2 separate regions of the Mus musculus genome follow, and region 1 is linked to region 2. The links are chromatin loops, found by intact Hi-C in ENCODE. Cell type or tissue: gastrocnemius. All regions are shown on one strand. Links, peaks and the distances in the headings refer to the core of each region. The heading gives the core; the rest is flanking DNA.

Region 1 (12,524 bases), core at 1,813-9,812, 53 kb before region 2:
TGGGAAACACTACACCTTTTGCCAGTTTCCCTGTGAGGCTAAAGATGCACTAAGAATTAAAATAAACTTTAAATAAACTGAGATTGCTAATGGAGAAGAAAGAAGAGGAGGCTGAAAAGGGAAAGGGAAGAGGAGGAGGGAGGTTTGAATTCAGAGAGAGAAAGTTGACTGTGCCCTGGTCCCTAAGCCAAACATTTTGCTACATACTTTAACTACATATATTATTCACATGTAGTTATTTATTTACAAAATATCTTTTTTTATTTTATTTTATTTACAAAGTAATTCATGATAGAGACAGCTTCTCTATTCTACATGTAAATCGATGGGTATTTGCAGAAGTTAGAACAGTCTAATAAGGACAAAATGAAGTCATAACTATGCACACACATGCACACGCATGTAGCTGCATATGCACACACACATAGGTGCACATGCACACACATATAGGTACATGCACACACATATAGGTTATGTGTGTGTGTGTGGTCCTTGAATATGTACATCCAGGTTCATGCTCACCTGTGTGTGTGTGTGTGTGTATGTAAACCTATGTGTGTGTTTGTATGTACATCTATGTGTATGTGCATGTGCACCTATGTGTGTGTATGCATGCATGTGGATGCTAACAGTCAACTTCAGGAATCTTCTCCTATTGCTCTCCATCTTAATTTTTAAGATAGGCTCTCTCTCTGAGCCTGGAGCTCTTTCATTCATTAGGCTGGCTGGCCAGGGACCTTCAAGGGTCCATTCTTCTGCATTCACATGTCCCAAGGCTGTAGTTACAGTCATGTGGCATCAGCATCATTACCACCATTGTCAGCAGCAGCAGCACTGTCAACAGCCTCTTTATCTCCATTGTCACCAGCACCCAATGAGCATGCAGATGCGGCATCCCTACCTGTTTTCTTGTTCATCTAATTCTCACAGCCATCTTTGTACTTGAGAACACTTGCACTTGGAAACACCTGAGCATTCCCAGGCTCTGTACCAGCAAGCATCAGATCTCAGCCCTGCCTGGTGGCTGGCCCTCATCTGCTCAGCTCCCATTTGCACATTTCCCAGCTAGAGCCCATGATACCACAGACAACCAACAGATAATTCCTCCCGGCTTAGACTCAGCCTCCTCATCTCAGTTTGTACTAAATGATTCAAGATTCCTTCCCAATCCAGTCTGACAAAACGATCTAATTTCAGAGCAGGGACTTGGAGGGAACAGTTTGGGTTCAGGTTTGATTTTCTGAAATAAGCTGTCTTCTTTTGTCCCAGAGGAGCAGCAGTAAATACACATACAGACAGGGAACAAAAGAAACTCCAAACCCTGCAAAATGAACCACACGGCCGTACCCAGCTATACTGTAGAAGAGAAGAAAGCAGCATTGTGTAATGCTTTTCCCTCAAACTGCCAATCAAAGCTTCATCTTGGGATGTTCACAGAATGGTTGAGCTGATCATCCCAGGGACCCAAAGCGGACAGTTGGGAGAGTGGACCCATGACACTCCATAACCAACACTCAGACACCCATTATACCTTCCCAGTGATGAATTCTCATGAATGCAGCATACCGCCTCTCAGATAACTTAGAATTTCCATTTCTGTTACCAGTGCTCTCTGCCCTGGCTCTTATGGTATCTCAACTGGACCAGTCTCTTCTTTGGTATCATCAGAGTGGTTCAGTCCATTTTCAGTTGCTATAACAGAATACCACAAGGTGCATACTTTATAAACAATAAAAGTTTTGGCTTGTAGTTGCAGCCAGTGTGACACCTGCAGAAGGCCTCCAGACAGAAATATAAACAAGATGGAGACAGGTGGACTTGCACCTACCAGCAACCTACTCCTTCTTGGAATCAGGAGGCAATACCCTCATAACCTAGTCACCTTGATAGTCTCACCACTTCATACTTCTCCAATGACAATTTAATTTCAATGTGAGTTTGGAGGGATTTTGAACCACAACGTAGATAACATCTTTTAAGGACAAAGTGGGTCAAACAGACTCATATAACAACTATTCTAAACAATAAAGTGCACCCGAAAGCCACCCACAGTCTAGTCTAACTTAGACAGTGTCACCTGTGTCTAATGATACCCTCACCCCTCAGCCTCACAGGCTACTCACACACTCAAGCCCATCTGAGCTCCCCTGCTCTCCTGTTATGTTTTCTTCTCCCCCAGAATGTTCCCTTAGCTCTACCACCAACTGCTGGGCTCCACTGCCTGGAGAATGGGGAACTCTTAGCTATATGTTAAAACTCAGTCCAGCTGTTTGTATTGCTGTTGCTGTCATTGTTCTTGGTTTGTTTGTTTGTTTGTTTTTCGTTAGACTCTATCAACTTCACTGTGACGACTCAGCTGGAACCTGTCATTGCTATAGTTCTAAAGCTTCTGCACAAAGAAAATATACTTTAGATAGCTAGGATGATGTCAATTGTCAAATTGACAGGGTCTAGAATTGCCAAGATTCTGCATCTGTTTGTGAGGGAGTTTCTAGATTTGGCTGATTAAGGTGGGAAGACCCACCCTGACTGTGGACTGCACTGGGAAGTGAGCCAGGGGAAGCAAGCGGTCATCTCCCTTGGCTACCTGGTTGTCGGTAAAACATGATGTCCCACTGCCTTCCCCAGGCGATATGTTCCCTAGAGCTATAAGCAAACCAAACCCTTCCCCCTTAAGTGGCTTTTGCCATGGTGAGGGCACAAGTGTCTAAAGCTGTTGGGTTTGCATCATTAGGTGCTTTAAGCAGACAGAAGGGTTCTCGGGATACAAGAAGAGAGTCAATCCCTTGCCGATGAGGTGTGGATCAGTCTTGCCTGTGTATATACTCTGTCAGGAGCCTTGCTGGGGGAAGTAACGAAGTTGAGACTAGTGGAGGAAAGAAGACACAAAGTTGTTTGGCAAGAATCTGCGAGATATATTTAAGAAACAGATATTAGTACTATCTGCCTCGAGCATCGAGAACACCCCGCAGAAAATGAAAGGTTATAGGGGCGTGGAGCTTCTCTGAAAGCTGATGATAGTCTGACATGCAAGTCAATATTCACAGACATGAAATAATAATATAAAGGATTCAACATGCCACCAATAAAATTATAGGATTAATAAAAGCTAAGTCAAATCTCCAAGGGGATGTGTTTTAATCCTGACAGAATGAAATTAATTTGAGAGACCAAAACCAGACAAGAGCTTTCGCAATCAAACCCCAGCTGGGGCTTGTATAATAGTTGATTATCCAAAGCTAAAACTTAGAGGGAATTGAGGATGGCTGAAAGCCACAGAAGCGACTGGAGAGCAGAGCCAAACTGAGGACCTAAGACTGTCTGATGTAAAGGTCTGTTTCAAAGTTTTAGTGACTAAGATATGGTGGCATCTGTAGGAGAATAAAATGAGTAATGGGACAGAACAAATATTCCAGCAGTTGTCCTCTAAATGCACTTATGTCTGCTTATGATGTAAAAAATCACCTGCAGTCACATTTGCAATGCCTCCTCCCATGTTAGCTGCACAGTTGGGAGGATCATCCTTATTACTGAATACAGTTTAAAATCATCTGTGCTTATTGCTGTATAGCATTCCTTGGTGTAGCATGCCTCTACAATGCCACAGAGGGAAGCCAGTCCTGTCAATAATTAGTTCTTGGTCGTTGTGCATCCATATTGGTAAAAACACATTTCCCCTCTTCTACGCATGACACACAAAAGCCAATGGCAGATGGAGCATAGGTAAATGCGACGATTAGATTTGTATCATCTAAGAAAATATGTTTGCCAAAGAGTCAGAATTCTTAACCAGGTTACAAAAAATGTGAATAATGAGAGAAAATGCATGCATCAGATGACATCAAAATTCCAGGGATGTGGTCAAGGCCATTGTCTTTGTTAGGATTTTATTGCTGTGAAGAGACCCCATGATCAAGGCAACTCTTATGAAGGGAAACATTTCATTGGGGCTGGCTTACAGTTTCAGAAGTTCAGTTCATGACCATCATGGTGGGAAGCAGGACAGTGTGCAGGCAGACATGGTGCTGGAGGAGCAGAGAATTCTACATCTTGATTCAAAGATAGCTAGGAGAAGACCGTCTTCCCCACTGGAAGGAGCTTGAGCATAGGAGCCCTCAGAGCCCACCTACCCAGTGACATACTTCCTCTAACAGAGCCCGCCTACCCAATGACATACTTCCTCTAACAAGGACACATCTCCTCCAATAAGGCCACACCTCCTAATTGTGCCACTCCCCATGGGCCAAGCATATTCAAACCACCACAGCCATGTAAGAGTGAAAAGCAACAAACACAAGTCGTGATCTGCGACTGATGTGTATGTAAACACAACCCCCCTGACATGACAAGACTCTTTCAAAATCAGGCGATTAAAACATACAACCAACCAGAAGGAACACTATTGTGAGGCTTTCACAGACCCACTTGCTATAAAAATAGGACACGAGGCTTCTATAACATTTATAGCTGTTGTCCTTTATCTGGGACAGACTTCTGCTAGCTTCTAACTTCACCTGACTTCCCAGCCTGGGCCCCACCACATAGCTAGCTCTTTACCTTCCTGCTCTCCTGTGCTCCCTTCTCTTCCCTTCCACGTCTGTTTCAAATTCTCCTGCCTCTACTTGTATTTCTCTCTCTCTCTCTCTCTCTCTCTCTCTCTCTCTCTCTCTCTCTCTCCCTGCCTGGAAGCTCCACCCTCCATACTTTCTGCCCCAGCTATTGGCTGTCAGCTTTTTATTATAACCAATGAGTGCTCTCTGCCCTTCATGTTTTTGGCAGGTCCTGAAGGCAGCATTTACGAATAGAAAAGCCAGTGATGAGGCTTGGAAATCGTGATACCAAAATCCTGCCAGCACGTGGCTCTCTGCTGATACAGAATTAACAACTGAAAATACAGAGATATGCCTTAATAGCAGTGTGAAGAAAGACCACCCCAATAGGACACAGAAATGACTAATAAAACTATAAAGATGTATTCTGTCTTAGGAGACATGGAAAAGAAAATCCAAACTTTACTCACATAAGGACGGCAAAGTAGATATGACAGAAAATAATAAGCGTTGGCAAGAGTGCATGTACCTGGTGCTGCTGGGGGCATTGTAAATCGACACAACTGCTCTGGGAACCTATTTAGCAGTATCTACTAGAAGACTACTTTTCCATACAATACTGTGTACCAATCCTACTTCTAGGAACAGACTAGACAATATGCTGACATTTGGTCACTCGTGACTTGCATGAACATGTTCTTATATGGAACAAAAATATTTGTGGCAGCATTATTTATAACAGCTCCAAACTCGGAAGCAATGTAGACACAGATCAACAGTAACATGAGGAAGGAAACCATAGTACACTCTCAGAGCAGAATATTATATGGCAAGGGACAGGAACACTGAAAGGTTATATTCAACAATGCACACACTCAATTTGACAAAACTAGAAGCACCTGAGAAACATCTTAATTGAGGAACTATCTAAATCACAATGGCCACTGGGCATCCCTGTGGGGGGGGACTTATTTGATTGCTAAGTGATGTAGGAAGACTCAGCCTGTTGTGGGTGGCATTATTTCATGGGCTGAGACATGAACTGTGTAAGGATGAAGAAAGCTAGCAGCCTGTGAGTAACCTAGCAAGCAGACATGAAGGGCATACTTGGCTCTCTGTTTTTTTTTTTTTTTTTTTGGTTTTTTTTTTTTTTTTTTGGCCTGTGGATGTCATGCCTAAGTTCCTGCCTTAATTTCTCTGCAATTGTGAGCTGTAACTTGGAATCATTGGCCAATAAACTCTTCTTCTCTATTGTCTTTTGGTCAGGATTCTTTACCACTGCAGTAGAAAACGAAACTAAGACACCATTCAATGTTGGTGAAGATGAGATAAAATGATGGGGATATTAACTGGTACTTTATTTCTGAGAGATGTTAGTATATACACATGCATGTACGCATGCGCACGGGGGTGGGGGGAGGGAGGGAGGGAAGGAGGGAGAGAGAGAGAGAGAAGCTAGGAAACTCCACTTTTATGATTTATTTTTAGGGAAAGAATCAGATATTTTAAAGAGATGTGCAAAAGAAGAGTAATCAAGGTATTATGTGTAATAAAAAAGAAGCAAGACCAGCCAAATGTGAATTCTTCCTCCTTGAGATCTCTAGAAAGCTCTTCTGTAACTAATCTCTTCTACCATAAGGTGGCACCGGAGAGCACACAGAGCTGTCATGCCTATCCAGGCCACCAGGGGGCAGCAAGGCCCCACCAACTTCTGCTCCCAGACTCCACAGAGCCTTCCCTTGCCTCTTTCCTCCAGTTGTGGCTGTTGTCAGCCCAGACACCTGCCTGGCAGAAAAGGGAGACTTAAATGAAAGAGGATGGGAATTCACCCAAGTCCTCCGTACACAACAAGCACCGCTCTCCAGGTTTAATAAGCCGTATCTCATTACCTCTTAACCCCACATCATGGGCATGATTTCTCATCAAGTTAAACAAGCAGGCTCTGAGGAGGACACGCTTCCCATCGCTGAGCTCTAAGTAATAGAGACACGGTTTAAATCCAATCTTTCCGCTATAATGCTGCCCAGACCTGAAGCCCCAAATGCCCTGAGTGTAGTGTGCCAGGGTGTGAGTGGAAACAGTTTCTACTTCACCTGCTTTTTGCTTGTTAACTCTTCCTGACTAGACGAGGCAGAGACTGTAATGCGCTTTAAAGGTAGGGAAGCTGGGTGGGAAGCTAACAAACCTGCAAAGAGCCCACTGTTGGCAGAGCTGGAGCCACTGCTGGAATCAGGGTCTGGCTTCCAATCTTGGAATTCAACCTCTGAACAGATATAGGGAGCTTATTGGGGGTTTGTGAGATGGTAGGGGTTAGGACTGTAGAAGAAGTGTCAGACAGTACTTCTAGCCCCATGCCTACTCCCATGGTACCAAATAATGTCCTCCTTTTTCTCCTTGCCCCTTGGGACTCCCAGGGGTTTCAAAAACTCCAAAAAAATCCATCAGATACTCCCAAGGCTTCTAACACCCGTAACTCTCCACTTGTGTGACCAGGCAGCCCTTGCTGAGTATCTCCTAAATGCCAGACTTTAATTGCAGAAGCACATGCCCTCAAAGTGGAGGCGAGTGGCTTTGTAAAGCCAAATGAAAAGAAAGCCACAGAGGGCAGCCTTGGGTGACTAAGCACCATATGACTGGCACAGAATTTCTGCCCGGGTCAGCAAGGACTTCCTGAAGTTGGGGAAGGGGCTCTCTCTGTGCCTTGGAAGAAAGTATGGCTTGAAACGCGGAGAGAGATTGGGGTACAGCCTTGGCATGAGTGGGGTGCTTCTGTGAGAATAAGGAGGTGGCCAGGCTGGAAGGAGGGGGTCCTAGAGAGATGGTTTGAGTTGGGCCCCAGTGAATTGGAGCATATTATGAGATTCTCAGGCCCCACTAATTTTATAAGCAGGTGGCTCCTGGTGGCTCCAAGCCACTCGAGGGAGGGAAGAATCTGAGAGTCCATGGGAGCCATCTCTGGGAAAGATTGTTGCAAGCTGGTGTGAAGGAGAAGGATGAATGGCCCCTGTTGGGGTGGAGAGGTAGGCACCTGGGTTGCCAGCAGGTCTCCCTGTAAAGGAAGCTACACGGGTAGTCTGTGACAGCATCTTACTTTCTCTTAGGCCCTGGAAGGTCTGTGCAAGGACCACCTCCAAGATGGTCTGTAGGAGTGTCAGTTGAGGATGTTAAGGTCCCTGGACTCAGACCAAAAGAGATAGGAGTTACACTGCCTCAGGGCAAAAGCTTTCTGGGATCAATAACACTATATACGATCAATAACACTATATACGACCTTTGTATCATGGCCATAGCAGAACCTAGGTTGACTAAACATAAGAGATATTCAGCCTGAGGTCAGTGAGAACATGGAGGACTGGGAGAACCCAGTCTCTCTCTAACCCAGAGAGTGGAACATCATTCCCAGAACTGCAGCAGTGTGGAGAACTGAGTGGCAGTCTGACTTTCAGGTTTGGAAATGACAGGAAAGGATTCTTGGTGGCTGGGATGTTAAAGGTGATAAGAATCTTGGAGGTAGGGGACCTCGGAGGAATCCACCAGCGTGGCCAAGAACCTGATTCATCTGTCACCTGGAAAGGAGGGAGTTTGGGAGGGATGCCTGAGAAGGCTCAGGAGAGAGGTGGGAAGGAAGCACGTTTATCTACGTGCTTCCCTCCAGCTCTGTGGGTGTGGCTGGAGGTATGGACTACAGATCCAGTCCCCAAGTTTGCATGGCCAGGGTAGGCGCTAAAGGTTTTCCCCTGAAGACAAGCAGGATCCTGCCCTGTCTCAGGCAGCAGTGGCCTGATGGTGGCTGAGGCCAGGCATCCTTTAGAGGCAGCCCGAGCTGGTGGGGGTGTTAGAACCACGGCAGAAGGAAAGGGGGAAGGGAGAACAATGGAGTCCCATGGGAGAGACATGGAATTGGAACCAGGGGCAAAGCAGCACTGTATGTCATGAGAATTGAGGGAAAATTGTCAAGCATGTACACACACACACACACCCATTAAACACATGCATAGAGAAAACACACACACACACACACACAGAAAGAGAGAGAGAGAGAGAGAGAGAGAGAGAGAGAGAGAGAGAGAGAGAACAGAGAGAGGGTAGTTTTCTGTATTCTCAAGCTTTCAGGTTTCCAGAAGACAAGACTATCTGTGGACTCTAAGACAGGAGAGCTTATAATTGAAAGTTGTTGCGCGGTCTGGGGAGATGACTCAGTCAGTAAGTTGCTTGCCAGACAAGTATGGAGATCAGAACTTGATTCTAAGAGTCCACATAAAACCCTGCAGCCATTTAATCCCAGTCCTGAGGAAGCAGAGACAGGCGGATCCCTGGGTTTGCTGGGAAGCCAACCTAGCTAGCTCAGCATGGCTGTGATGAACACACAGAAACCGTCTCCAAAAAGCTCAGGAGCTGAGGCACTGGTCCGTGTGCTGGGATCACATAGAAGGGAAAAGGGACCATGGGCCAGTGAGACTCCTCAGTCACAGTGTGATGAGGGGAGACACTGGCATGGTATACACGTCAGGACAGGCTAGCTTCTGCTGCAGTAACAAGTGGTCCCCAGTCTCAGTGGCTGCTCTAACACTCATTTCTCTCCATTTCCACTGCAGAGGGAGGACTTAGTCTCCTGTACTCCCTTGGAGTCTTGGCATCTGAACCACCAGTTCCCATGTCAGGTCGCTTGTTCTGTTTCTACTGAGACATGGCAGTCACTCAGCTGGAGCTGATAGGCATGTGGGGGCACCTTGCAGGAGGACTCCAGCTTCTGGGAATGAGTATGTGAGGGGAGGGCTCCTTCCCCTCTCCCTCCTCCTTCACAGGTGAGAATGTGACTGGAGAAAGGAAGACAAGGTGAATTAGCACCCAGTGGAGACCAGCTGTGCCCTTTCTGCTGTTGGCTTGTGCTCCAGTCTGGCTAACTTCCTATCTCGGGCATTGAGAGCCATAGCTCTCAGGCTGGGTCTCTGCGGCTTCGTGCCAGCCTTGCATGTCCCTACAGATGTTCCATTCCTCCCCCATGCTGATATCTGGGCCTGACAGGCACAGTAACTGTGAGGAGCGGCTCTGCAGGCAGTGGGCAGAGAGGGCAGCTTCTTTCAGGGATGGGTGTGAGCTCCCAGCCTCCAACTCAAGGTCATTCCAGGTCAACCCTAGGCCCACCTCTGCTCTCCACACCACTGAATTTTTCCTCTGACCACTTAAACACTTTGTAGCTCCTGTCTTGGTATTGAACCTGGCCTCCAACTTCCCAATTCTGATTATAAGTCTAGCCTTTTTTTTTTTTTTTTTTTTTTTTTTTGGACCTATAGTCTAGGGCCTGATATTGAGCCTTCAACAATCTCTGATACCCAGCACCATAATTCTGAACTCAGTGCCTTAATGATAATAAGATCTTCCTCTAATCCCCATCCTTAACCAACCTCCCCACACTTAGCCAGCTTTTGGCTTTGAGTGCTTGGCACAAACCCTCACCACTCATCTCATTTATTAAAATTATCCCCCAGGTAGCTTCTGAGTGCCTTTAAGAATGACCCAGTATCCACTACTGCCTGGAAGTTAGCACCCACTAGCCACTGGGCTTTCTTCTCTCTATTACTATCTCCCATAGCTCTTGCCCCAGTAACCACACAGCCACAGGATAGTCCACCTGGCTCTCTGGGATGCCCAAGGATTCCCAGGGAGGTCTATGCTCCTGGTCTCTTTTCCACTTCTCCCTCCTGAAATGCTGCTGTGAGCTTCCTCTTGCACCTATGGTTACTTCTACACCCCAGGACTCTAGAATGCACATAGCCAGCCTGAGGCTTAGCCACCTCACTTGCATTGAAAAGTCCCCATGCAAGGAGAGAGCCAACTTGATAGTGAATACTAGTTTCCTCTAGAGTCCTCTCCTGCCTCAGCCCTCCATCTTGTCCAAGAGTCCTCCTTAGAGTTATACCTCTCCTGCACCACTCTTCCCTCTCATTTCCCCCTCCTTGGACTGTTCCTAGTAATGGAAACTGAAAATACTTCCACGGTGAGTGGAATGTCTGGGTACAGAAATCACCCTTCTATTTTATTAAGTCCAGAAGGGAGCTTTTCTTTTCTAGCCCCTCCCTTCCTCTTGATGTCTTAAGATCTGAAATTGCTGGGCCACGGGAGCCCCTGCAATCAATCCCAGCTGCCCCTGCAGCCCAAGAGACGTAGACTGCAGGCAGGTCTGAATGCAGCTCATGTTCTTTTTCCTTCCGAGAACTTCACACGTGTTTCCCACCATACAGACCTCAATGACACTCCCAGAATCCTCCAAAACCTGGCCACAGACTTTGGGACATGGATGGGGGAGGGAAGCTAGAAAAACAGGAAGGCAGAAGGGGACTGACACCCAGGGACATCAGCTAAGGATGCTTGGCTCAAGCAGGCTTGTGGGTCTGCCTCTGGTCTGGTCACATCATAGACCATCTCTGGGTGCAGGATGAAGGAAATCAATAGAGAGATAAGAACATCTATCCAGGGAGGCTTACTGGGGAAACTGGCTGTCATCTCACCTTCTCCCTTCGTCCGTGTCCTCACATTCGCTAGCTGACAGATGGACAAAATCCCCAGGTGAATACATAACTTCCAGGTCCAGCATCCTAGACCTTACTCCACACAATGAGCCTGGGGCTTGCTCCACTTCACTTCTCAGTCTACCAAGATGATGTTCCCAGCAGAGTCTCTTAGAGACAAGGAGGCCAGAATGACCCTTTAAGGAACAGAAGGAAAGAAAGCCACCAGACCTTGTGTGTGTCATAGGTGTGCGGAGTAGCAGTCACAGTTTAATCAGCCGCCTTTCTTCTTTGATTCTGAGCAAGGTGGTAACATTAGCACACACATCACATAACACAGAGTTAGGCAGCCACCACCACTATCGATCTAGAGTAACAGAAATTCCACAGCCTTGCACATCACTCTCTCTTTCCTAGGGCTTAGAAATCCCCTCCAGCTTCAGGCCCCTCCAGACTCACCCTTTCTGGAGTTTCAACAGCATCTTGCACTTTACTGTAAGGGCATTTTCCTCTTTTAGCTCCTTTTGGTGTTTTCGAACCTTTGCTATGTTGAATCAGTTTGCCCCAAAGTATTTTGGGGTGCTGTCACAAACAAAAGTATTTTCTTATCTCACTTTAAGTTGCCAGTGTATAGAAATATAACTCACCGAGCTTACAAACCCCACAGCCTTGCTGAGTTCAGCCATGAGCCTTGCTGGAAGTTTTATGGAGACTCCTTAGGATTTTCATTGTTGTTTAAATAATGTTTCACAGGGTATCCCAGGCTGGCCTCAAGTTCATGGCAGTCCTCCTGCTTTAACCTCTCAAGGTTTGGGATTACATGTGTGAGCCGTCACATTTCTTTATATAAGATTGTGTTGCCTACAAATATACTGCAATTCTTTTCAGTCTAGGGATCTGGTGTGTATTCTCCTTGGCTTTGATAAAAATCTCCTGCACAGTGATAAGCAGAAGTGTCAGGACACTGCTTGTCCACTGCTCACAACAGGCAAGGCATGAGTCAGCCCAGATGCCCTGGAGAGATGAATGGATAAACACTGCTCCTACGCACAATGGAGTTTTAGCAGTAAACAGCAACAAAGTGACAGCACTGTAGGAAAAATGGGTGGAATTAGAGAATGTCATATTAGCTGAAATAAACCAGCTCAGACAAATGATTTCTCACACTTGTGGGACCTATTGTTATTCGAGTGTGTGTGCGCACACACACACACACGCTATACCCTCTTTGTATTAAAAACACTACAACACACACACTAAACAACGCCCTACACACACACCCATTAAATATACCATCATACACACTACTACACCACAAACACACCACACACACCATGCACACATAACACACACACACACACACACACACACGTACACACACACACACACACACACACACACACATACACACACTACAAAACATACCCCATATACCACTCCACACACACAATTACCTAAAACATGC
Region 2 (12,524 bases), core at 1,561-9,560:
AAGCAAGGAAAACAGCCAGAAAAGCACACAGGGAGATGTGGTGTGCCTGTACCAGTAGCCCAGTACAGTAACAGTCAGGTTTTTTTTTTTTTGAAAAAATCTTGTTGCCAAAATAATCAGAAGCCCAAGGTCTGTACCAGCTGTGATAACTACTAAAGACAGGCATGCCCACCCAGCTCCAATGCCAGTATAGCCAACAGGTGGAAATGGGCATAAGAAGCCCATAGATTGAAGCCATGGTCAAGGATGCTCATCCTGAGAACATGAGAAGCACAAAGCCACCGAGCACCACCTCTCATTGCTGGGTTTCATGGGCACATCTGCACGGAGGCCAGAAGTCCAGATATTGTTCTTCAGGCACTGTCCAGATTTTCTTTGAAACAAGATCTCTCACTGAACCCAGAACTCACTCAGTGGATCAGGCTGACTGGCAAGGGGCCCCAGAGATCTTCCTGTCCCTTCCCCAACACTGGAATTATAGGTTTGTACCCCTTTGCTCAACTTTATTTGGGTTCAGGGGATCACACTGAGGTCCCCGTGCTTACATGACAAGTGTTCTACCAACCGAGCCCTCTCCACAGCCGCGCTGCTTGAGTTTCTCCCAGGTTTGCTTTCCCAGTAAGTATGTAGTGTGTCTGTTCCCAGTCCCCAATGCACACAGAGAGTCGGGAACAGACCAATGAGTCATTTTTCAGGAACAATCACCAGTTTTTACTGAGAACTATAAAAGTCACTTTTTAAAGACTTCATTCTCTTTTAAATTTTTAAGATGGTGGCAAAACCATAAACCACAGAATTCACCATCTTTTCCATATTTAAGCATAGTTATGGAACTAATGTTGACATACCTAACATCATTGAACAACAGACCTCTAGGCCATTTTTTCACCTTGTAAAAGCCAAAATACCTACTCACTAAATAAGTTCCTATTTCCACCTTTGTCTGCTATTTTATTTTATAGTGCTAAGATTGGAACGCAGAGCTATGTATGTGCTAGACAAAAACTCTAGTACTGAGCTTATAATCACCAGTCTTTATTTTGATATTTTGATGTAAGTAAGTATAATGGGGCAAAGTAATGAGATCTCATGATGGTTTTGATTTGAATTTTCCCTTTCATTCTTATTTATTTACATATAGGGACTTGACATTGAATTCAGCACCTCACACAAGCTTCCAAAGACTGGCAATGTGGAATGTCTTTTTAATGTTTCTTGTCTATCATCCTTTAGAAACGTCTATTGATACTCTGTGCACTTTCAATTCAGTTGTTTGGTTTTGTTTTTGCTACTGAGTTGTGGGCATTCTTTATATTATCTAGATCATAATTCCCAACCATTTGTCAGTGATGTAACCTGTGACTGTGTTTTCTCAGTTCAAAAGTTGGATTGTCACAGTGTTGGCTGATTAGAGTCTAAGTTTCCGTCTTTGTCACAAAGCCTGGGCAGTTGCTCAAACATAGTGTGTTCTATTATCCCCAGACTCTGGAGTTTTTGACATGTTTCACCATGGAATGTAGATTAGCTCCAAGAGCACACTCCTCCTGCCCTAGCCTCTCACATGCTGAGACCTGACACTAAAGATATGACACTACATTCAGTTTGACTTCTCTACGTTCTTTTACTTGGAAAAGATATTTTCATAGTTAATCAGATATTTGGAAAACGACAAGATTCCAAGATCTGAATCCTTCTGGACAATATTTCTGGGAACAGAAGTTGGGCCCCTGCCCTTGCCTAATACTCTCTCTGGTACCAAGTTACAGACCTGTACAGTGGTTTAAAAACATGTCTGCGGGTTACTTTACACTCACTTGCTAAGAGGTTTTGCCTATGTGCCTGGACACTTTAAGGCATCATGTGAAATATATGGTATGGCCTTCGCAGTGGAATGCAGAGAAAGAGGGAGAGGAAACAAGCCACATCCGGCCCAAACTATAGCTATTAAAGTTCTTCCAGACACTAGACTTGGAAAGAATGCTTTGGGATGGCCCTCAACTTCAGCCGTCTACCTACAACCAAGTACTGGCCAGCTGATGCCAGTCAACTTTCCCAAATAAAGAGCTGTTTTGTTTTTAGTAATTAAAAATTATATTAGACACAGGGTTTGGAAATGTTTTATGATTTTTGTTTGTCTGTTTGCAAACATCTTTTCCTCTGTGGTTTGAAAAGTTAGCAGGACTTTTCATCTTCAAGTGCATTTTTAAATTCAGTCAAAATTTTAGTGCCTGTTTCTAGACTCCAAGCTCCTTGGGATGTTGCTCGAAGGGGGAAATAGGAATCCCTTGACTCTGCCATCTCTGCTTCCTTCCTCATTCTACAAAAAAAAAAAAAAAAAAAAAAAAAAAAAAAAGCTTTTCTTTCCAATAGTAGCTGAGCTGGTTGGAATAGCCAGAGTTCACAGTACAGTGTTTTATCTGGACAGAGTCACCACCTCATTTTCCATTCCTGGTGTTAAATGGAAATAGGCCAGCCTCACATTACACTCTCCTGTGATTCATTCCAAAAGAAGATCCCTCCCTATCGGCTGCCTATAAAAGAGGAGGCAGAGCTGCCAGAAGAGCAGAGAAGCAAGGCCAGCACAGAGTCTGCCAGCTCTCACTGAAGCCAGCTCTCTCACTCTCTTTCTCCACCATGAGGATCTCTGCCACGCTTCTGTGCCTGCTGCTCATAGCCGCTGCTTTCAGCATCCAAGTGTGGGCCCAACCAGGTGAGACTCACCCTGCCTCCTGTTTCCCAGAGCATGCTGTCCCTTCTCTGGGACATTTCATAGAAAATTACAGAACAAGGTTTACCCATAGTCTCACATTTGCTGGCTTTGCCAAAGTAGGACAATTAAAAGAAGGACAAGAAGATACTTATAGTCCAATGATAATTCTAGAACTTGAACCTGATTCCCTTAGGACTCATTTGTGGAAACAAGATAGTTCTTGCCTTCTGTGGTGATGGGGTCCTAGGTCATCAAATAGGAGCCTGGGATGGTTCTCAGGTAAAAGAGGGAGGGAGAAGAGGCCCAATGTCTGGTGGGTGCTTTATCCAGCCCAATTTCCAGAGACAGTGGTTATGTAGAGGCTGTGTCACAACTAAACACTATTTCTTTTATCCTAAAAGGAGACTCATAACCAGTGTCTCCTTATTCTAAAGAACTGTGGCATTATAATAATGCTTTCTAGTGACACCCATTATTGTCATCAGCTCTTTTTGACTCTATTGACTGGCATATAACCCAACCCATTCAAGTGAGAAAGAATTGGGGAACATAATAAAAAGGAGAGGAGAGACATTAAACTAGGGTGGGCAATTCTTTAAGCATCAACAAAAGACCCACAACCTACCACAAAGAACCTTTTCTTGTTCTTTCATTGTAGATGGGCCCAATGCATCCACATGCTGCTATGTCAAGAAACAAAAGATCCCCAAGAGGAATCTCAAGAGCTACAGAAGGATCACCAGTAGTCGGTGTCCCTGGGAAGCTGTTATGTAAGTACACAACCCTTGCCTTCACCCCCTCAGTGCTGTCACCCCTGAAGCAGTACATAGGATTATATGCTCAATGGGTAGAGACTGTATCTCTAACACAAACTCACATAACTTTCAATGGGAAAACTGAAGCCCACCACTCTCTTCCGAGCCACCAGTTCAGAACTTCCCTCTCCCTCTAAAAGCCAAGGGGTCTTTTCCTTGACCAATGAGAACTGCACCTTCCCATCAGGCCTGTCCTTTATCTTACCTTCTTCCTCATCCATTCCTGGGTCATGTCATCAACTTGGGGTAATGCCAGGTAGGGATTCACAGAATAAGTTACATACTCTCTAACTGAGCCCTCTTTCTTCAGCTTCAAGACAAAGAAGGGCATGGAAGTCTGCGCTGAAGCCCATCAGAAGTGGGTCGAGGAGGCTATAGCATACTTAGACATGAAAACCCCAACTCCAAAGCCTTGAAGAAATGTGCCTGAACAGAAACCAACCTAGGAGCCAAGAAGCAAAATTCCTCACCGCTGTTCTTTCTGAGAACTGTTGATGAAATGTGTTGATCACGGTCCTAAGGGATAGGAGCTGTCTGTAGGAATGTGAAATGGTCACGCCTAAGGAATGGTCTTTAAGTTATTAATATTTTTATTTAATTAGCCATGTACTTTGGTGTGATTTGAATGTAAAGCTCTGGAGACCTCATGTCACTTTAACGTTGTGTTAGCTGCAGAATTCTCCCCCTTTCCCCATTTTTACTTTGTTCTTGTATTATGAAGGGACTTTGCAAGAATCAGTGCAAAGATTTTATTTAAAAACTTTTAGGATAAAATCATAATGTTATGATACTGTGTGGTTTTTAAATGTATGACTACTGAAGTTTCATATAAAATGTATTTTTGCACAAAATTCAATCTCTGATGCTGTCTTTTAAAGGAACAAACTAAGCTGGAGGGGTGAACAGGGTGGCAAGAAGTAGGGTGTGGGTACAGAGGGAGGGGAGGGGGCCAGACATGGTAACCCTGGGTATTAGCTTAGACTGAGCTTAGTTGTCAAAGACAGACAGGCTGAAGCTAGAAAAAGCCAGGTCTACAGTTTTGTCTCTGACAAGCTGACACCAGCTTTAGCCACTTTACCAGGCACTGTTTTGGTTTCCAAAGCCGTGGCTTTTCACACAATCTCTGATTGCACCAGATTCCTATTTGTCTGGTCTCCTCACAGACCCCCAAGTCCCTCCAGTCCAGAATATTAAAATACATCTCTGGCTTTGATAATGGAGATGCCAGGCCAATGTGACCTGGCAAATTCCCTTCCACATCTGGCAGCCACATGAGTGTTCAAACAGTTCCATCTCTGTTAATCAGAAAGGGCAGGAAGGTGAAGATCATGGCCCCAGCACAAGATTCTAAGAGATCCCTGGATCTTCCAGCTGAGCCTCCATTAAAGCCTCAGGTTGAAACATAAGGTGTCAGAAGAGAGTGGACACCGTAGTGGCAAACAAACAGTACACCAGTGACCACGCACTGATGCTCCAGCCAGATCTAACAGAGCTTCCTGCCTTTCATGCAGCCTCCGGGGTGTCAGGCCTCATCTCCGCAACAAGCAGATTTTCCAAAACAGCCACCAGGAGGCAGACTAGCATCACCCAAACTATCCTCTTCCTGTCACATGCTTCATCTTAGAGCCATGAAAGTAGCGTCAGATAGAAAAGAATACAGGTTATACAGGTCAATGTTAAGCAGAGAATCAGTGACTTTATTACAGTTCAGAGAGGAGGAGCTCCCTGTGCCCAAGGCCAAAGAAACTCCTCCTCTTCCTTTTCTTCTTCTTCTTTCTCTTTGCATTTCTTTCTTACACTGTTGGTCTCCTTGCTTTTTTTCTTTCTAGTCTTTTTTTAAACCAAGTGCCCATGTTGTCCTATAATTCAATATGCAAAGAATGATCTTGAATTTTCATCCTTCAGCCTCTATCTCCAGAGTGAGGGAACAGGTGCGTGCCCCTATACACAATTTTTGAAGAACTGGGGACCAAATTTAAGTCTTAGTGCATGCTAGGCAAGCACTCTACTCAACTAGTGAGATGCACTACCAGCCTAGTTCCCCATTTTAAAGAATTTAAATCTTGTTTGTCTTCATCTATGTCCAGGGCCCTTTGGCAAGAATAATTAAAGAGAAATCCAAAATTATGACCAGAAACAGAGGGTGATCCCTAGCTCAGCATCAGTGGTCTGTGGAATTCAAAGACTAGATGGGTTATACCACTAATGTATGAGTTATAGCACTAGCTGTCTTAAGTAGTCACTAACCTGACAGACATGTTTCTTTAAGTGAGAGGGTATAGTAGAGCCATGCAGGCACCAGCCTCATGTAGACACTAAAAGTAAAAACAAAATGAACACATTTTACATCTGGGAGCATATCCATCAAAGATGCCCAACTATTGCCACCAAATTTGTTGGGAGTGTAGGGTGGCAAAAATGTCCCTTTTGCCCTTTAAGGAGTTACCCTTCAGGTCTGGGGATTATTGCTAAGAAAAACTTTAAGGGTTCCTCATATTTTTTTTCTTTCTATATTACAGGACTTCTTCTGTGATCTCTGGATTAGACCTAAAGGGTGTCATTTGCTTGATTAACACACAGACAACTGTGATGATCCTGTGCCCCCATTAAAACCCAAAGGAGTGCATCGTGATGATGCACAGCTATACTCCAGCATTTAGGAAACTGATGCAGGATCGCTATAAGTTCATGGCCATTTGGGCTACACAGTGAGTTACATAGCATTGGGATACATATTTTACTGTGGGAGGGCAAAACCCTGTCCCTCCCACAGTAAAATAAATTAAATATAAAACTGCAACAAGTAACATTCAGCAGACTTCTGACAGCAGATGGAACGAGCTGGTGCCTGAGGTTGGAAAGATGGAGGCCCATGTTCCAAAGCACCAAAGCTGTCAGGTCCTGTCTACAGAAATCTTCGCTCCAAAGGGAAACTTTACAAAAATGTGCATTGATGGTGTGCTGGTTGCTTCTGTCTGCATCTGTCAAGTTATCACTGTAAGGAAAACAGTTTAGGAAAGAACTGGATGTCCTTTAACATACGAATAAAATCCACAAATTCAAGATTTATACTGCAGGAAATACAATCTGTGTGTTGGTACAACTCTCTCTGTCTCTGTCTCTCTCTCTGTATGTCTCTCTGTCTCTCTCTCTCTCTGTGTGTGTGTGTATGTGTGTGTGTGTGTGTCTGTCTGTCTGTTTCTCTCTCTTTCTCTCTCTCTGTCTTTCTCTCATGGAAAAGCCTCTTAGTTGGATAAAGTGACAGAGAAAAATAAGATAGAAATGTTGCTTTGCTATGCAAGCAAATGTCTCACTAAAAAGTGGGTGATGAGACATTGGCTCAATGCCAAAAGGAAAAACCCCCAAAGTTATTGACAAAAATCTATGAAATTATCAATAAAACAATTAGTGATCCCAGACCCACTAAAAGACACAGTCAATTCAAAATTAATATGCTCCTCAAGTCTTTAGAGAACCCCCAGGATAGATAGCATTTATTTGTCTGAGGGCCTTGTGAATGAATCCTAACCAATAGAGTGAGAAACCAATGCTGTAAGCCACATTCAAGCCAAGTCCCTAAAAACACTCCGTACTTCAAGTTTCACTCCTATTGTGATGATCTTAAGGGTAATGGGACTCAAAAATTAGACTCTGCCTAATCTCCCTGAGCCTCTGCAAAGAGAGATTTCTAGACTATGGATAGCTCTCACACCAACATCACCATTGCTTAGACACTTATAAACAAAACACAGAGATGAAAACTCCAGCAAGAAAGATTCCAACAGGGAGAGTGAGGCATAGATGCTGCCATTGCCCGAGTGAAGATACATGGACTTAGAATTTCTTTTTAAGAGGAAAGACCTGAAGTACAGGATTTGATAAGGAGGGTGTGGGCTGATTCTTCGGGGGCTTAAGCAGAGGTTTTCTTCAACACTCTATTCAGAAATGGCTAAGGAGAAGGAAAGAAAATGAAAGATCTCATGAGGGCTACCAGAAACAAAGATCAAGAAAATGGAAGAGCATTCCCAGAGGGGAGAGCCAAGCCTTGGAGGGCTATGGGATTGCTGCTGAGCTCTGCTGATGAGAGAGCTGGATACATCTATGCTTTCCTTCTAAACCTGACATGACATACTGTGTATACATGACTTGTCTTTTTGTCATACAGGGCACTGTACAAGGTAGATCCAGTTAGATCCAAATCTTCTGAGAGAGAGAATCAACCATCACCAAGACACATTCAAGACTATCCTATGTTGCCATCGGAACTGGGCCATCTCATTACTATTGTAGTAATGGTTGATATTAACTGTCAGCTTGACAGGGTCTAGATCCACTTAGGAGACAAACTTCTGCAGGTGTCTGTGAGGAAACTTCTAGATTAGGTCAACTGAGGATATAGGAAGGCTCACCCTAAATATGTGAGGTACAGTTCCATGGGCTGGGGTTCTGGACTGAATAAAGGAAAAATGCAATTGCGCACCAGTATTCATCTCTCTCTACTTACTGACCACAGATACAGTGTGATTAATTGCCACACATCCCTTCCACCATGGCTTAGCCACCAGGATGGTTTGGACCCTCACACTATGATCCAAAATAAATCCCTCCTTTCTTTTGTTTTTATCAAGTACTTTGTCTCATCAATGAGAAAAAAAAATGCCTACTACAGCTATGATCTGTCTATGAGACAGGAGGGAAGGGCAGACTGATAAAGATTTACTTCTCAACAGACATTCATGTACTCCTTTTGTTGTAATCCCTGAATTACTGATACTAGAGAGACTTCAGTGTTGTACAGACAGTTTGCCCCTATGCTCCCCCGCCAGAGGCTTCCATCCTCTCCCCGCCCCCAGGCAATCATGATATGCAGACAGCTGGTTTCTGTGCTGCATCCTCCTGCAGCTCAGGGCTCCCTCCACCTCCCCTAGTGTTAGAATGACACCACCTCTGTCTCAAAAAAACCAACACTCCTGCTGATAAGCAGCAAAACTGCAGGTGCCTGTCTTTGAGACCTTAGAAAAATAACAAGCCCAAGGGAGACCATGGGGGGAAAAAAGGTAAACCAAGGTCAGGTCACAGACACAGTTACAACTGACCATAAAATTATTCCTTGAACAGAGGCCCATTAACCCCCCTCCAGCTTCAGTACTATTCCACCCTCTACTCCCCTTTTCTGTAAATATTCACATTATTTCTAACTATACTGTATATAAGCCCAATGTTTTCTGGACTCGGGGTCACTTGACAGCATTCACGCAGTGAGTGCTAGGGGGACGAACCAAGTTTGAACTCGCAACTTACATAAAAGATTTCTTTTGCCAGTTGCAGCAGACTTAGCAATTCTTGGGATCCTCTGGGTTTTCTGTGAACTTGGGGCACAACACTCTTACTTCCTTAGACTAGAGACATACCAGAGTTACACGTGGAGTCAAGGTCAATGGTATGCAGGCTGAAGTGCTACAAACTGCATCCATGTCTGATTCTGTAAACTCTTGTCTCAGTAAATGTAGAGGCTATCCATACCAGGTGGCTGCTGTGGCTTTTATCCATCCTAAGTCGCTGAAGCACTCACTGTTTTTCAGAAAGTAAGTTGATTGAGCATTATCTGACTGCAATGCAACCACAAGAATGCATTGTTGAGATTGTGCTGGCATTGGTACTGAAGGACTGACTATTATTGCCGTGACCAGTGGGTCCAGGGATCTAGCTGCTTTGCACCTCAGTGTCTCACCTTTGTGTAAGAGGAGAGTTGATAGCCTTTAAAGGGATATGTGAAATAATGAAACAATGGGAGCACTTCAAATAAAGACATTTGGGGCCAGGGAGATGGCTAAATGGATAAGATCATTCGTGCAATCATGAGGACAGGGTTTGGGCCCCAACACCAGAATAACTAGTCAGGCATCAATGTCTGTACCCCCAGCTTCATGATGGGGTGCAGAGACAGGAGAATTGGGAAATCACAGCAGAGAAAACATGGACTTCGTGTTCAAGGAGAGACTCTGCCTCAAAAAAATAGGAGAATGACATCACTTGACACGATCTTTGACCTTTGTATTCCCATAGGTGCATACAGTACACACACACACACACACACACACACACCAAAAACAAGCAAACAAGTAAACAAAAAAAATACCCTGAGGAGTCTGGGAACACTTGGAAAAGGGCCCCCCTTTCATAAATGATTTTACAGAAGAGGAAGATAATTTGATTTCTCTACATCTCTAATTTCCTCTTTTAAAGGTGATCTTAACTAGAAGACCTGCTACCTGGGTCATTTAAGACTTTACATGTTAGTGTTGTAACAGCTTTCTGTTCCCTAGAGACCCTTGAGAACAGAGGTCCTTCTTTGGTTCTGTTGTTTTCTCATAAACACCATGCCAAAACAAAAACAAAAAACAGAAACAAAACAAACAAACAAATAAATAAAAACCTTAAAAAAGGGAATGTTTAAATAGGCTTATACTTCAGGGTCACAACTCATCATTGAGGGAATTCAGAGTAGAAACTCAAGCAGGACCTGAAGCAGAAAACATGAAGGAATTCTGGTTACTGATTCTATTGTTCATTTCGCTATCTTTCTTACCCAGGTCAGGACCCGTTACACAGGCAGCGTACCACGCAATGTGGGCAGAACTCTCCTATGCTGATCACCACTCAAGACAATTCCTCATAGACATGGCCCATCTTATAAAGACAATTTTTCAGTTGGGATTCCCTCTTCCCTGGTGGCTCTAGCTTCTACCAAGTTGACAGTAAAACTAACCAGTACACAAAGGCAAGTACAGTAGAGGATTCATGATATAGGAAAGGAATCATAGGAGCGGCAGTAGAGCCATCTACCCCTGAAGTGCATAGCAGAACCTTGGAGTTTTCATCTCTGGTCCCAGCTCTCAATTCTCTCTCTTTTTTGTTTTCTTTTAAAGAAAGGAATAAAACAAAATACACGTCTATGTTTCTTTCAAGGCTCTCATGGGACAGACTAGGATCTTGCTTTCTTTTGTTTGTTTCAGATTAAGTCCGTGGCCCTGCGTGTGCTAAACAAGCATTCTACTGCTGAGCTGCAACCCGGCCCCATGACTTCTACACAGTAGACATGGTCCGCAATTGAGAAAAAAATCAAAGCCAAGAGCCCCAATTCCAGTGACCCTTCCCTGCTCTGATCTCAGCATTCCTCAGAATAACACGGAAGAATCCAAGATTGTGTTTTCCTACTGAGGGACCCACTGCCTGTGCTTCTCTGACGAAGCACCTCCCCGACTGTTCACCGGAAACGTCCACAGGTCCACAGGTCCACAGGTCCACAGTCCACAGGTGAGTGGACTGTCTTTCCTGATGACTGCTGGGAAGCAGAGAAAAGGAAGGCCAGGGGAGCCCCGCTTCTTACTCTCACACTTGCCAGGAAAGGCCAGGAAGTTAGATGGGACAGCTGTGAACTTGGAAGTCTCTGTATTTATTTTATTTATTCCCATTGAGGTTTCTGGATTGCTATCAAAATCCAGAGCTCAGTGAGAAAAGAAGATAAGTAAGCCACTCTACAATACCCACAACGGAACTCTAGCAATATTCCTGTTAAGTGCATAGTCACTTAATGACGCCATCCAGGCACCTCTGACATCAGGAATGTTCTAAATATCTTACATTACCACAATTTCTGGAATTCTAGATCCCACCCCACTCCCCCAGTGCGCAACATGGGAATTTCTAAAAAACATCTTTAGGGTATGCTGTCTTCCTTGTAAGTAGTGGGAAGTCTGGGAGGCAAGCAGAGAAAACCATCTGCCCAGACACAGTCTCTTTCTAATGCCCCCCGCCAACCCCCACCCCACCCCATCCCAGCTCGGTCCACAAAATTCACTTTATGTCCTAATATCAAATGCTTAACTGCCAGGCACTGAGAACCTATGGAGATCTGGCTACTCTTTCAAGTATTTTCTATATTAATGAGTTTAATCCTCATAACAACCAGCTGAGGTAGGCTTGATTATGCTTCCCATCTTAGCCTAGTAGAGGAAGCATAGACAAGCTACCCATAGTATGATGCTTATCAGCGACGGAATTGTGATCCAATTCAGGCATCCTGGATCCACTGTCCTCATGATGCTAGTCACCTGGAACTGATTAGCAAGGAATGAAAGATTGAGTGTTCTGTCTTCTATGTGGTCACCTTTTAGGTAGTTGCTGATTAATTTCAGATGGAGCTTATAGGCCAGCAAGAGCACTACAGTCCAGTCCTTAGGACAGACAGACATCACTGGTTGACCACAGGACTGACTTTTTTCTAACCCTAATCCTTTTTAAACACATCTTCCCATGTAACCTTTATGGATCAATCAATTTGGTGTGGGACTGTCCCAGAAAAGCTGGGAGCCAACCATGAGGTGCCCCTGTGTTCACATTCAACACAGTAATTTACTGCAGCTGCTGTATTTAAGGCGTTGCCTCTCCTCACAGCTGCTCATCCTTGGGAGCCAAAGGCTCCACAGATGAGCATAGCGGTTCATATGTTCCATGTACTTGATGTTTTGAAGTCACCTTGTCTGCTGTGTGTTCTGAGACTGAGGGTAAACTAGAAGGCTGTCTTTCTCTGTGCTCTTTGAATCCTTGGAGTATGAAGACATTAGGCACCTACTCTGTTGCTTGCAGACCAGTTCCGGGGCAATGTATTTGATATAGAGGAGTTTGTTTTGATTTGATTTAGTAAAGGGCTTTTAGCAGCTAGGCAAATCACCTTAAAATGCTAGAAAATCCAAGGTCAAAGGTGAGAGTAAGGAGGTGGATATAACCCAAATCCACTGTATTGTATATGTGAAATTCTCAAAGGAGAAAGGAAAATGCTTCATAAAATGAGCTTTCTTTTGATTTGGTGACTGTGGTGGTTTCAATTAAGAATGGGACCTATAGGCTCACGTGTTTGAATACTTGGCCATTAGAACACTACTTAAAAAGGACTGGAAGAGGTGCTCTTGTAAGGATAGGTGTAGCCTTGTTGAAGA

Evidence for each region. Hi-C counts contacts between places; a loop is a spot of excess contacts. Peaks named below come from ENCODE experiments on the same cell type or tissue, not always from the same donor. Only the 100,000 strongest peaks of a DNase experiment are listed, where the experiment ranks them.
Region 1: it touches region 2 in a loop (5-fold over the local background); 19 of 42 quality-filtered maps call a loop at or near these places.

What each region holds. Positions count from the first base shown.
Region 1 is chr11:81,990,125-82,002,648 of GRCm38, forward strand. It overlaps Gm11419 (a long non-coding RNA gene), which reads left to right. Exons shown (of 6, transcript XR_003949730.1): 6 at 4,780-5,656. Among named protein-coding and RNA genes, the nearest start is that of Gm31522, 9.2 kb to the left of the region's middle. In gastrocnemius, for the core only: no CTCF peak of the experiment used is centred there; a DNase peak (open chromatin) is centred at 6,248.
Region 2 is chr11:82,043,150-82,055,673 of GRCm38, forward strand. Ccl7 (chemokine (C-C motif) ligand 7) reads left to right here and starts at 2,563. Exons shown (of 3, transcript NM_013654.3): 1 at 2,563-2,710; 2 at 3,369-3,480; 3 at 3,836-4,376. The coding sequence starts at 2,635. The coding sequence ends at 3,941. In gastrocnemius, for the core only: a CTCF peak has its summit at 5,089 (motif pointing right); DNase peaks (open chromatin) are centred at 2,590 and 5,086; H3K27ac peaks cover 335 bases.